Regions from separate parts of the Homo sapiens genome. Here region 2 is linked to region 1. A link is a loop called in an ENCODE intact Hi-C map of the cell type or tissue named here. Cell type or tissue: mammary epithelial cell. All regions are shown on one strand. Each heading gives the region's core, and the rest is flanking DNA. Links, peaks and the distances in the headings are about the cores only.

Region 1 (5,386 bases), core at 91-5,090:
GGAAGGCACAGGACTGGACCGGGGGACACAGTAAAGAGCCCAGGAAGGGTGTCATTTCTACTTTCCTCTGAGCCTCTACTTCATCCTCCCTTTGGCTTTGGACTGTCTTGCCTCGTTTTTTGTTGGGAAGGCCAACAGCTCCTGAGCTTACGTGTTGCAGGGCCAAGTTTCTCTCTGTCTCAGTTGAAATTTGCCATGAAGGGACTGGTTTGCCTCCTGTACACCCATCAATTCCACCAGGAGCAAGGGAGGACAAGGGAACAAAACAGCTTTCAAAACAACATTGTGGATGGGAGAGAAGCGGGGAGGTACGAATAAGGGGTCTAGGCTTCACCCTAGGCTGCCAGGAAGGATCAGTCACTCTCCCCAGTAAATTAAGGAAAGTCCAGAAAGAAGAGAGAGTGATTTCGGGAAGCAGTAGGGGTGGACAGAAGAGGTACCCTCCTCCCCCTTGGACTTGGAAAAACAGAGCCAGCACTCTCCTGGCCATGAGTCAGAAAGTGGAGCTGTAGGGGGTGGCTGCAGAACCACAGGGTACATTTTTTCACTCTTTCATTATGTCACCTTAAAGAAATTAAGTAAAACTGCCAGTAAGGAAAAAAGAAAGCTAATAGTGGGGATATTGCTCAAAGGCAGAAAATTAGTTAAACATTACATTGGGGTTTCACAACAGGTTGGTGTACTGATTTTCTCACAGCTCCTTAATGAGTCTTGGAAAAAAAGATATAATTTTAATGTGGTCTTGATTGCTTTATTCTCAGGTCAGCCTGAGAATTTTCTCATGACGTTAATTATTCATTTTTGTAAGAAGCCTGCATAAATAAAAGTACAAGTACCGGGTGTCCAGTGTGGCATTTCAGGAGCTTGGAGAAAGAGGATAGAGAAGGTGAGAGCTGGGGGAAAATTGAGAGGTGGCCAGAAAGAGAGGCTTTGGTCATTTCCAGAGTCATGGAGTTGCAGAGAACTAGCTTTAGGCATTGCATGTAATTTAATGTTCTTCAATGTCCTGTAGCCTAAGACCACCTGGAACACACCTGTAGTCAACAAAGTTAGGCTGATTAACGCCACAGCAAGGGAAACTGCACGCTGTGGGGAAGCTTGAGGCATCTCAAAAGGGTGGATTAAGACAAGGGCACCCAATAAAGCTTTGGGGGCTGGAGTTAGTCACAGGATGGTGTTGGCAGGATTTCATCAGATTCTGTAAACTGGGGAGTTTCTGGAAAAGTAAGTGGTCTTATCTTTGGGATTCACAAGTCTGTGTGGAGTTACTGACAGGTCAATTTCTCTATGGTCTTATCTGGGAACAAATGGGCCTGAAAGAGCTGGTGTTTCAAGGTTTGAACTTAGATCGTCTGTGATGCCCACCACGGTGTGGTCGGGAGAAATTGGCCTGCTTCGAAACTGAGGCTTATGTTTTGAAAATTGTGGTTTCTGTTTTCATTCTCGGTCCCTGTCATCTCTCTGCCAACATGAACCCCAGTCTGCCAGTCTACCTTTTTCATTTACTCACTATTTTTCTATCCCATCGTTATGGTTATTCTACTGACATGCTACATGTAACATAAAGAGCCCTACAGCTGCATAACCTCCTGAGAGAGGGCTTCTTTAGTTTGCAATGGAGAACTGGAGATGGTGCTCATTCACAGATATCTAACACTCGGTAAGTCATCTTGTTTGACCACTCCCTCCTCACAGGTCTGTGCCTTAACTGTGCATGTGAAATATTATATATCTTAGATTTAAGAAACAATTTGGCTCAACAAATGACAGTATCAGGGAGCTATTATGAGTTCTAAGAACTACTGTCCTCCTGCTATAGGTCCAGACAAGACTTTAGCATGGCAGGCTGCCTCCTAGGGCTGGGTAGTCAAGAAGGGCTGATAGTGGGTGAGCTAGTCAAGAAGCGCAGCAAAATGATGGTGAAATACCACTTCATACTTACTAGGATGGCTACTATTAAAAAAGAACACACACACAGAAAATAACAGATGTGGGCAAGCATGTGGAGAGATTGGAACCCTTGGACACTGTTGGTGGGAATGTAAAATGGTGCAGCTATAATGGAAAACAATACGGTGGAACTTCTAAAAAATAAAAATAGAATTACCATATGATCCAGTAATTCCACTCTGGGATATACCAGAATTGAAAGAATTGAAAGGAAGATCTTGAAGAGATATTTATATAACGATGTTCATTGCAGCATTATTTACCTTAGCCAAAAGGTACAAGCAAATCAAGTGTTCATTGATGCACGAATAAAAAAGCAAAATGTGGCATATCCATACAATGGAATATAATTCAGCTATAAGAAGGAATAAAATGCTGACATCTGTTATAACATGGCTGGACCTTGATGACATTATGCCAAGTGAAAGTAGCCAGACATAAAAGACTACATCGTGTATGATTCCACTAACATGAAGTACTTACAGCATTCAAATTCATAAGGACACAAAGTAGAATGGTGGTTTCCAGGGGCTTGGGGGCAAAGGGGAACAGAGAGTTATTGCTTAATGGTTATACAGAGTTTGGGGAAGATGAAAATGTTTTAGAGATATGTTGGTTATGGTTGCACAACAATGTGAGTGTACTTAATGCCACTAAACTCTACATTTAAAATGGCTGAAATGTTACATTTTCTGTTACATATATTTCATCATAATTGGAACAATGTTTTTAAAGCTAAAAAAAAAAAAAGTCTAGCAGGAGAAGAACCCACAGGTAGCACAAACCCAAGTCCTTGGAGGAGGCTAGACACTGTGACTAAGCAAATCACATTCATATACCAGATCAAGGGGCAGGGAATGGGGCCCAACACTGAGGTCAGGAGCTGGTTGGTGTTAGAACAGATGATTCAAGGGATTCGCTAAAGGATTCTCTTTGTTGCCTGACTTTAGTGCATTGCAGGGGTGAGTCAGACTCCAGGATGCAAAATCAGAGCAGATAAGGGTTTTCCTTCTTCTTTTTCTCCCTCTCTTCAAGAATATTCAGTGGAGATTTTAAACAGCCTAGAATTCTCTAGTAAAGTGGTTTGGGGAATAGAATTATAGACTTCATCCTCTAAGCCCATTGAATTCTTCCCCATCATAAGCAGAGCCAGATACAAGTGAGCACATAACTTCTCATGTTAGTGAGAAGCTATTGATTATGGCTGGGACATACGGCAAAACCAACATTTCTCTCTCTAATGCTAGTGTTGGGAGCTTTCAAATCTAGAAGGACCAGCTGTGGTATATAGACATCAGAAGAGGGGTGGTTAAGGTAGGGAGCCCCTAGAGCAAGTAAAAGTTATAAATCTAGGCAGGCAGTCAGAGTCAGGGGTGTTCCCAGGAGAGTTATTAGATCTCCAGCAAGGAAACACAGATCATGGGTCCAAGGAAGAGCCAGAGGGAGTGGAGTTTTAAAGAAGCCAGACTTTCGGTGCTGGTGTGTTTCATGCTCTGTATCTTTTCTCTCCTGTACCTCATCTTGGTTCTTTGAAGGCTTTCTGGGTTTAAGGGAATGTCTCCAGTTTGGGGAAATGCTGGGTCCACTTTCTGCACTCTTTCTTGGGAGAGAAGAAAGAAAAACAACCCAATAAAGAGAGAATGACCTAAGAGATATCTCAAAAGACCAGGGACCAAAAGCGGAGATTCCCAAAAAAACATTCTGAGAAAGCAGAAATAGTCAACGCTTTGCCCTTCCATGGGAAGTTCCACTCTCTGAACGTGTTGGTCACTGGTTTGCTTTCTTCTCAGGGGTGACACAAGGCATGCAGAAACCCTCGAGGTCCCCTGGAGGGCAGAGTAAACCATCAACAACAGGTAGTCAGAGCCCAGCCTTATGGTCTGGAATTAAGCATCTAGAAGGATAGGGATGACAGGGGGAGGGCAAGAACAGTTAGGACCTCGCTTCTGGAGTAGCTAGAAAAACATGGAGAGATGGAAACAAACCAAGGACTGGGACATGAGGGAAGACAAGCTAGAAGCCCACTTGCCGGGACCAATTTATCACATTAATATGGACTAGCCAAGAGGCTGACAATGCTGTGTCCTTTTGGAGCAATTAAAGAAATTCCTGACTGACTCTAACTCAGGAGCATCTGAAAATGACCTGGTAAGGACATTATTAACAACTGAAAAATATCTACTGTAGATTGAATGCCATTCATGAGTTAGGCAGTTTTCATTTACTCTCCCATTTACTCTGGATGGTAAGGAAGGTGTGACTAGTCCATCTTACAGATGAGGAGAGTGAGGCTCAGAGAAATAAAATTGCTCATTAGCAAACAGTGGAAGCAGAGTGTAAGGGAATTGCATCATGATTGTACATGCTTTCCCTTATGCTTGTGAATGTTTATGATCTGAACTTCATTGTCTCAAGTAAGGTTTCTTCTCTTCGTCAACACCAGCTATCCACGGGAAAAGTTAAAATCCTACATTGCACCTCTGCCTTGGGAGCCAAATAAATGGGTCCATGTTCTTATTGACAGCTGCCTTTCCCTCCTCTTCTCTGTGAGACTGTGGAGGTGTTTATGAATGATAGATCCCATGCTCTGCACTGTCAAGTTGACTCTGGATATCTTTTAATTCTCCTCTCTGGAAGAAAAAAAAGTTTTTTTCCTAATAGAGCAACCACTTAACACTTGGAGTCTTTGAGAAGCAAAATGGTGGTCTTCAGATGGATCCACAAATTCCATTCACCCCCAAAAGGACCTATAAACGTGGCCGTCCACAAGAGATTAGTCAAAAATGCATTTTTTTTTCCTGACAAAATGAGTGGCAACAGTCTTTTGTTAGAATGATATCATAAAAAATTGAGTTTAAAAGTCTGATTCTTGTGTCTTAATACTGGGTGTGAGAGGCATATACATTCCTAAATTTGTTGAGACAATATTTGACAAAGGTTTACAATAATATTCAAGGAGTGACCTCCATGGGCAGGGAAAGGGGCCTAGAAGTCCCCTCTCTGGAAACAGTCATGAGTGGGCTGGACAATCATTGGATGGAGACTGGGAGAGGTGGGCTGGACCTGGAGTCAACACCTACCTGCACACAACAATCACCTGTGGTAATTTACAAACTGAGACACTCAGAGTGAAGCTCAAGAACCTCTATTTTTTAACAAGCACCTCAAGTTATATTCATGTTGCTATGCAAGCTCCAGTTCTCTGAGAATCATTGCCCTAGATCACTGTACTCCAAACTTCCCTGAAAGTAAGAATCATCTGGCAGCACTTGTTAAATGTTCACTACACCAGGCCTCTCTCATGGACTTGGTGATGACTTGTGTAGAGTCCATGAATCAGTGGGGTTTGGGAATAACTGAACTAAAAGATTAACAGAATCCTTTATACCACTAAGATTTTGTAGCTTAGATGAAAGTTTCCATTTAATTTTAGTTC
Region 2 (5,386 bases), core at 268-5,267, 72 kb after region 1:
ATCCTGACTTCAAAACTTACTAGAAAGCAACAGTTATCTAAAGAGTGTGTTATTGGCATTATAGACATGTAGAGTAATTGTGTATAATTGAGAGTCTAGAAATCAACTCACAGATCTGAGGTCTATTGATTTCCAACTAGGTGCCAAGATCACTCCATGGAGAAGGAATAGTATTTTCAACAAATAGTGTGGGGACAATTGTATATCCACGTGCAAAAGAATGAAGTTGGACCCCTGCCTCACAAGACATTAAAAATTAACTTGAGCCCTGGTGTGATTCCGTCCTGCATGGCTGTTCTCTTGAGCAGTAGTTGTTTATCTCCGTCTGCCTTCTCTCCCACCTGAGTGCGTTCCACTACTCAATGGAAGACTCAATGGACATGGACATGAGTCCCCTGAGACCCCAGAACAATCTTTTCCGTTGTGAACTAAAGGCTGACAATCACTTTCAAGTGGATAATGATGAAAATGAGCATCAGTTATCTTCAAGAACGGTCAGCTCAGGGGCTGGTGCAAAGGATGAATTGCACATTGTTGAAGCAGAGGCAATGAATTACGAAGGCAGTCCAATTAAAGTCACACTGGCAACTTTGAAAATGTCTGTACAGCCAACGGTTTCCCTTGGGGGCTTTGAAATAACACCACCAGTAGTCTTACGGTTGAAGTGTGGTTCAGGGCCAGTGCATATTAGTGGACAGCACTTAGTCACTGTGGAGGAAGATTCAGAGGCAGAAGATGAAGAACAGGAGGATGTGAAACTCTTAAGTATATATGGAAAGTGATTTGCCCCTGGAGGTGGTAGCAAGGTGCCACAGAAAAAAGTAAAACTTGCTGCTGATGAAGAAGATGATGATGATGATTTTGATGATGAGGAAACTGAAGAAAAAGCACCCGTGAAGAAATCTATACAAGATACTCGAGCCAAAAATGCACAAAAGTCAAATCAGAATGGAAAAGACTCAAAACCATCAACACCAAGATCAAAAGGACAAGAATCCTTCAAAAAACAGGAAAAAATTCCTAAAACACCTAAAGGACCTAGTTCTGTAGAAGACATTAAAGCAAAAATGCAAGCAAGTATACAAAAAGCATATTGAACAGTCCAGGGGACTACTAGTAAATTAAGCCCAAAGGTGGGGAGAGAGAAAAAGGAGAGACAAATATAGTCCACACTGAGTGTCATCAACAATCCAGACTAAAGTTTTCTATTTTAATCTCAATTCCCTATTCTGATTTGCCACCCATGCCTCTTCAGGCTGGAAACCATGTCACTCTTGGTTCCCCAAAGCACTTTTCTTCTGACTGCTGTGATTCAATGAACCTTGCCCTTTGCTTTCTATTACTTGTGCATTTGCCTCACCTCTGACCATGTTTTAAATCACGTTTGTATCTCCTTAGCTGCTCAATAAATATTTGAATGAAAAAAATTAACTTGAAATTGAATAAAGACTTAATATAAAAGCTAAAACTATAAAACTCTTAGAAGGAAATGTAGATGTAATTCTTTGTGATCTTGGATAGGTAACTTTTTAAAATATAACATCAAAAGCACAAAAAAACAGGTAAATTGGACGTCGTCAAAATTTTAAAAATTGCATCACCAAAGAATACTATCAATAAAGTTAAAAGACAATTCACAGATTAGAAAAAATATTTGCAAGTCATATATTTGACAAAGGGTCTAATAATAGACTATTTAAATCAACTTTGCAACTCAAAAACAAAAGACAGCAACCCAATTAAAAGTGGGCAAAGAACTTGAACAGATGTTTCTCCAAAGAAGATATACAAATGGCAAATGAGCACATGAAAAGATGCCCAGCATCATTAATCATTAGGGAAATGAAAATCAAAATTACAATGAGTTACCACTTCACTTCCACTGGGATGGCTATAATAAAGAAAAAAAAGGAAAATAAATTTTTGTGAGGATGTATACATTTGAACCTTTGTGTATTGCTGGTAGGAATGCAAAATGCTGCAGCTGCTATGGAAGTCTGGCAGTTCCTCAAAAGGGTAAATGTAGAGTTACCATATGACCTAGCAATTCAATTCCACTCCTAGGTACTATCAAGAGAACTAAAAACAGATGTACACTAACACTACCTTTATAGTAGCATTACTCATCATAGCCAAAAGTAGAAACAACCCAATCCCCATCAACTGATGAATGGATAAAAAAAAAGTTAGTGCATTCATACAATGGAATATGAGTCAGTCATAAAAAGAATGAAGTAATGATAAATGCTACAACATGCATGAAGCTTGAAAATATTATGTTAAAAAAGCCAGTCATAAAGGACACATATTGTATGATTCCATTTGTATGAAATGTCCTAAATAGGCAAATCCATAGTAACAGAAATTAGATAGTGATTGCCCAAGGCTAGGGAAAGAGTGGAATGTGGAGTGATTGCTTAATTAGTAAGGAGTTTCTTTTTGGGAGTGATGAAACATTCTGGAATTAGATAGTGGTGGTATTGGTTGCACAACATTGTGAATATACTAAAAACCACTTGTACAGTTTACAATTGTTAAAGTGGTAAGTTTTATGTTTTGTGATCTTTATCTCAATTTAAAAAATCCAAAATGAGGGTAAAAACCAAGAAAGCAGAAGCCATGGGATCCAAGAAACAGGAGATACATTGGAAAGGGTTAGGATGATAGTGAAGGAAGTTCCTAGACGCCCACTGTGCATGGAAGATAGAGCACAACCAGTTCAGTGGCTTCTGGGAGAATATCTGTGAGAAGAGGATATTTTGCTCCTGATGTGTTCAAAAGTATTGAGAGGAGATATTGAAGATTGTGGAAGAATCTGAGCAAATATAAATGAAACTAAGTGTATTCATTTGGGTTTTCCAGAAAAACAGAACCAATAAGAGAGATGATGGATAGAAAGATACTCAAACAGACGATAGATAGATATAGATAGATGATTAGATAGATAGATAGATAGATAGATAGATAGATAGATAGATGGACGATAGATGAGAGAGAAGAAGGAAAGAAGGAAGGAGGGAGGAAGAAAAGGAAAAAAGAAAGGGAGAAAAGGAGAAAGATGAAAAGATAAAGAGATTTATTATAAGGAATTGACTCACACAGTTACAAAGGCTGAGAAGTCCCAAGATCTGTATTCAGCAAGAGACCCAGGAGAGCTGATGGTAGAGTTCCAGACTGAGTCCAAAGGCCTGAGAATCAGGAGAGCTGATGGTAGAGTTCCAGACTGAGTCCAAAGGCCTGAGAATCAGGAGAGCTGATGGTGTAAGTTCCAGTCCAAGTTCAAGTCTGAGGGCAAAAGAAGACCAGTGGTCCAGCTCCAAGATAGAGAGAGCAAATTTTCCCTTTCTCAGCCTCTTTATTTTATTCACTTCCTCAATGGATTGGATGAGGCCCACCCCATCAGCAAGGGCACTCTGCTTTACTCAGTCCACAGGTTCAAATGTTAATCTCATTCAGAAAACCCCTCACAGAAATGGCTAGAATAATGTTTAACCACATAACTGGGTACCCATGGCCTTGTCAACATGACACATAAAATCAACCATCAAACTAAGTCAGTTAAAAAAAAAATCCAGTTATTAATTTCGCAGAAAACAAATAGTTGTGCATATCCTATGTGGCTCAACTGAGAATAGCATTTATATTTGTACAGTTATAATATTAATATTAAATATTGAATTTATCAAAAACTTGACATAAGTATAACTGGAGTTTGAGGGGAAGAGAAATGTTTGTGTGTGTGTGTGTGAGAGAGAGAGAGAGAGAGAGAGAGAGAGGAGATGTGATAATGGTGGGGCAAAGAGTAAAAAAGAGCTAAATCCTTATCTTCCATAGTGGGAAGTCATTTTATGCTGCCTAATGCTGAAAATCACAAGTAGTGCTAAAAATCATATGTTATTTATTGATACGCAGGTGAAAAACAAGAGCAATAGTTTAAAAAGCTGCAAAGGTAGCCTTTTAGGAATGGAAACTTGAGGTTGTAGGTGGGGAGCAGGTTATTGTTTTGGTTCAGCTTGATTTTGGTAATAATTCTGGTAAAACAATTTGACTGTATAAGTATGCATGTATAACTTTGATTAAAAACTAAATTTTAAAAATGTATGGTATATGGAGTTGGAGAAGATCAAATAACAATAGCCTACTTTTCCCTGCTAATTTATTGTACTGTACGGACTCCAAGTTTGATTAGGGGAGACAAATTCTTTCTGCATGTGATCACATAAGTACGTCATGTGTGTCTGAGTACATGTGTCTGCACGCATGTGTATGTGTGTTCATGGGCATAATAAGATATGCTTATTCTTACATGTGCCAAAATGAAGAGAGAGATATTCATACATATTGATGTAGACTGGCTTGTAAGCAGCAAGAGAGTAAATAATGTGATGCTTACAAGAAAAGATAAGAGACAACCGAAAGTAATGGAATTCGTTAAGGAAACCATAAGCAGACATTAAGTTTTTAAAAATCTAACTAAACAGCTCTTCTTTGGAATGTGAAGGCATTGTTAGATGAAATAATTGAGGATATGGAAATGACTGCTTTTTTTTTCTTTGCACTCGCTTTCTATAAATAGAGAAATATAATTATCATTGTCAAAAACAATGTATTATTCATTATGAAACTCATAAACACAATTAACAACAAGTTCTTGTCAGTTTCTGAAACAAATCAATGAAAGAAACACTGAAGGAAATAAATATTTAAATGCCATCTGATATTTTTAAAAAGAAAATTTGTATTCAAAATATATAAATTTGGTTGATTAAAAATTAGCAACTGTTTTAGAAGGATTTGTGTGGTAGCATAGCATTGGAGTTGGTTGCATCCTCCTAGGAAGAAATGAGCTTTGTTGAGATAGAATTCTGGAAGGGAAAGTATACAGCTGATTTTAACCCTGGAATCTTAACTCTCCATGTCTGCTAAGAACCACCTGGCACAATTCTCAGAGGAATAGTTTGGCTCAGACTGGATAGAGATAACCAAAGGACTCATTGAGAAAATCTAGACCCAAACAATTAACGAAAACATACGCGGTGGCTCACGCCTGTAATCGTAGCACTTTGGGAGGCCGAGGCGGGCTGATCACCTGAGGTCGGGAGTTCGAGACCAGCCTGACCAACATGGAGAAACCCTTCTCTACTAAAAATACAGAATTAGCCGGGCATGGTGGCACACACCTGTAATCCCAGCTACTCGGGAGATTGAGGAAGGAGAATCACTTGAACCTGGAGGCAGAGTTTGCAGGGAGCTGAGATCGTGCCACTGCTCTCCAGCCTGGGCAACAATAGCAAAACTCTATCTCAAAAAAAAAAAAAGAAAACATATACGTATACAATAAATAAGAAACAAATAGATATAAACTCTGGTGTTAATCCCTGGCTTA

Evidence for each region. A loop is a pair of places that touch in the nucleus more often than their neighbours do. Peaks named below come from ENCODE experiments on the same cell type or tissue, not always from the same donor. Only the 100,000 strongest peaks of a DNase experiment are listed, where the experiment ranks them.
Region 2: it touches region 1 in a loop (5-fold over the local background); 2 of 110 quality-filtered maps call a loop at or near these places.

The regions. Positions count from the first base shown.
Region 1 is chr7:36,746,949-36,752,334 of GRCh38, forward strand. No RefSeq gene overlaps it. Among named protein-coding and RNA genes, the nearest start is that of AOAH, 25 kb to the left of the region's middle. In mammary epithelial cell, for the core only: no CTCF peak of the experiment used is centred there; DNase peaks (open chromatin) are centred at 483 and 2,833.
Region 2 is chr7:36,818,597-36,823,982 of GRCh38, forward strand. It overlaps the pseudogene NPM1P18. Among named protein-coding and RNA genes, the nearest start is that of AOAH, 97 kb to the left of the region's middle. In mammary epithelial cell, for the core only: no CTCF peak of the experiment used is centred there; a DNase peak (open chromatin) is centred at 2,205; H3K27ac peaks cover 1,268 bases.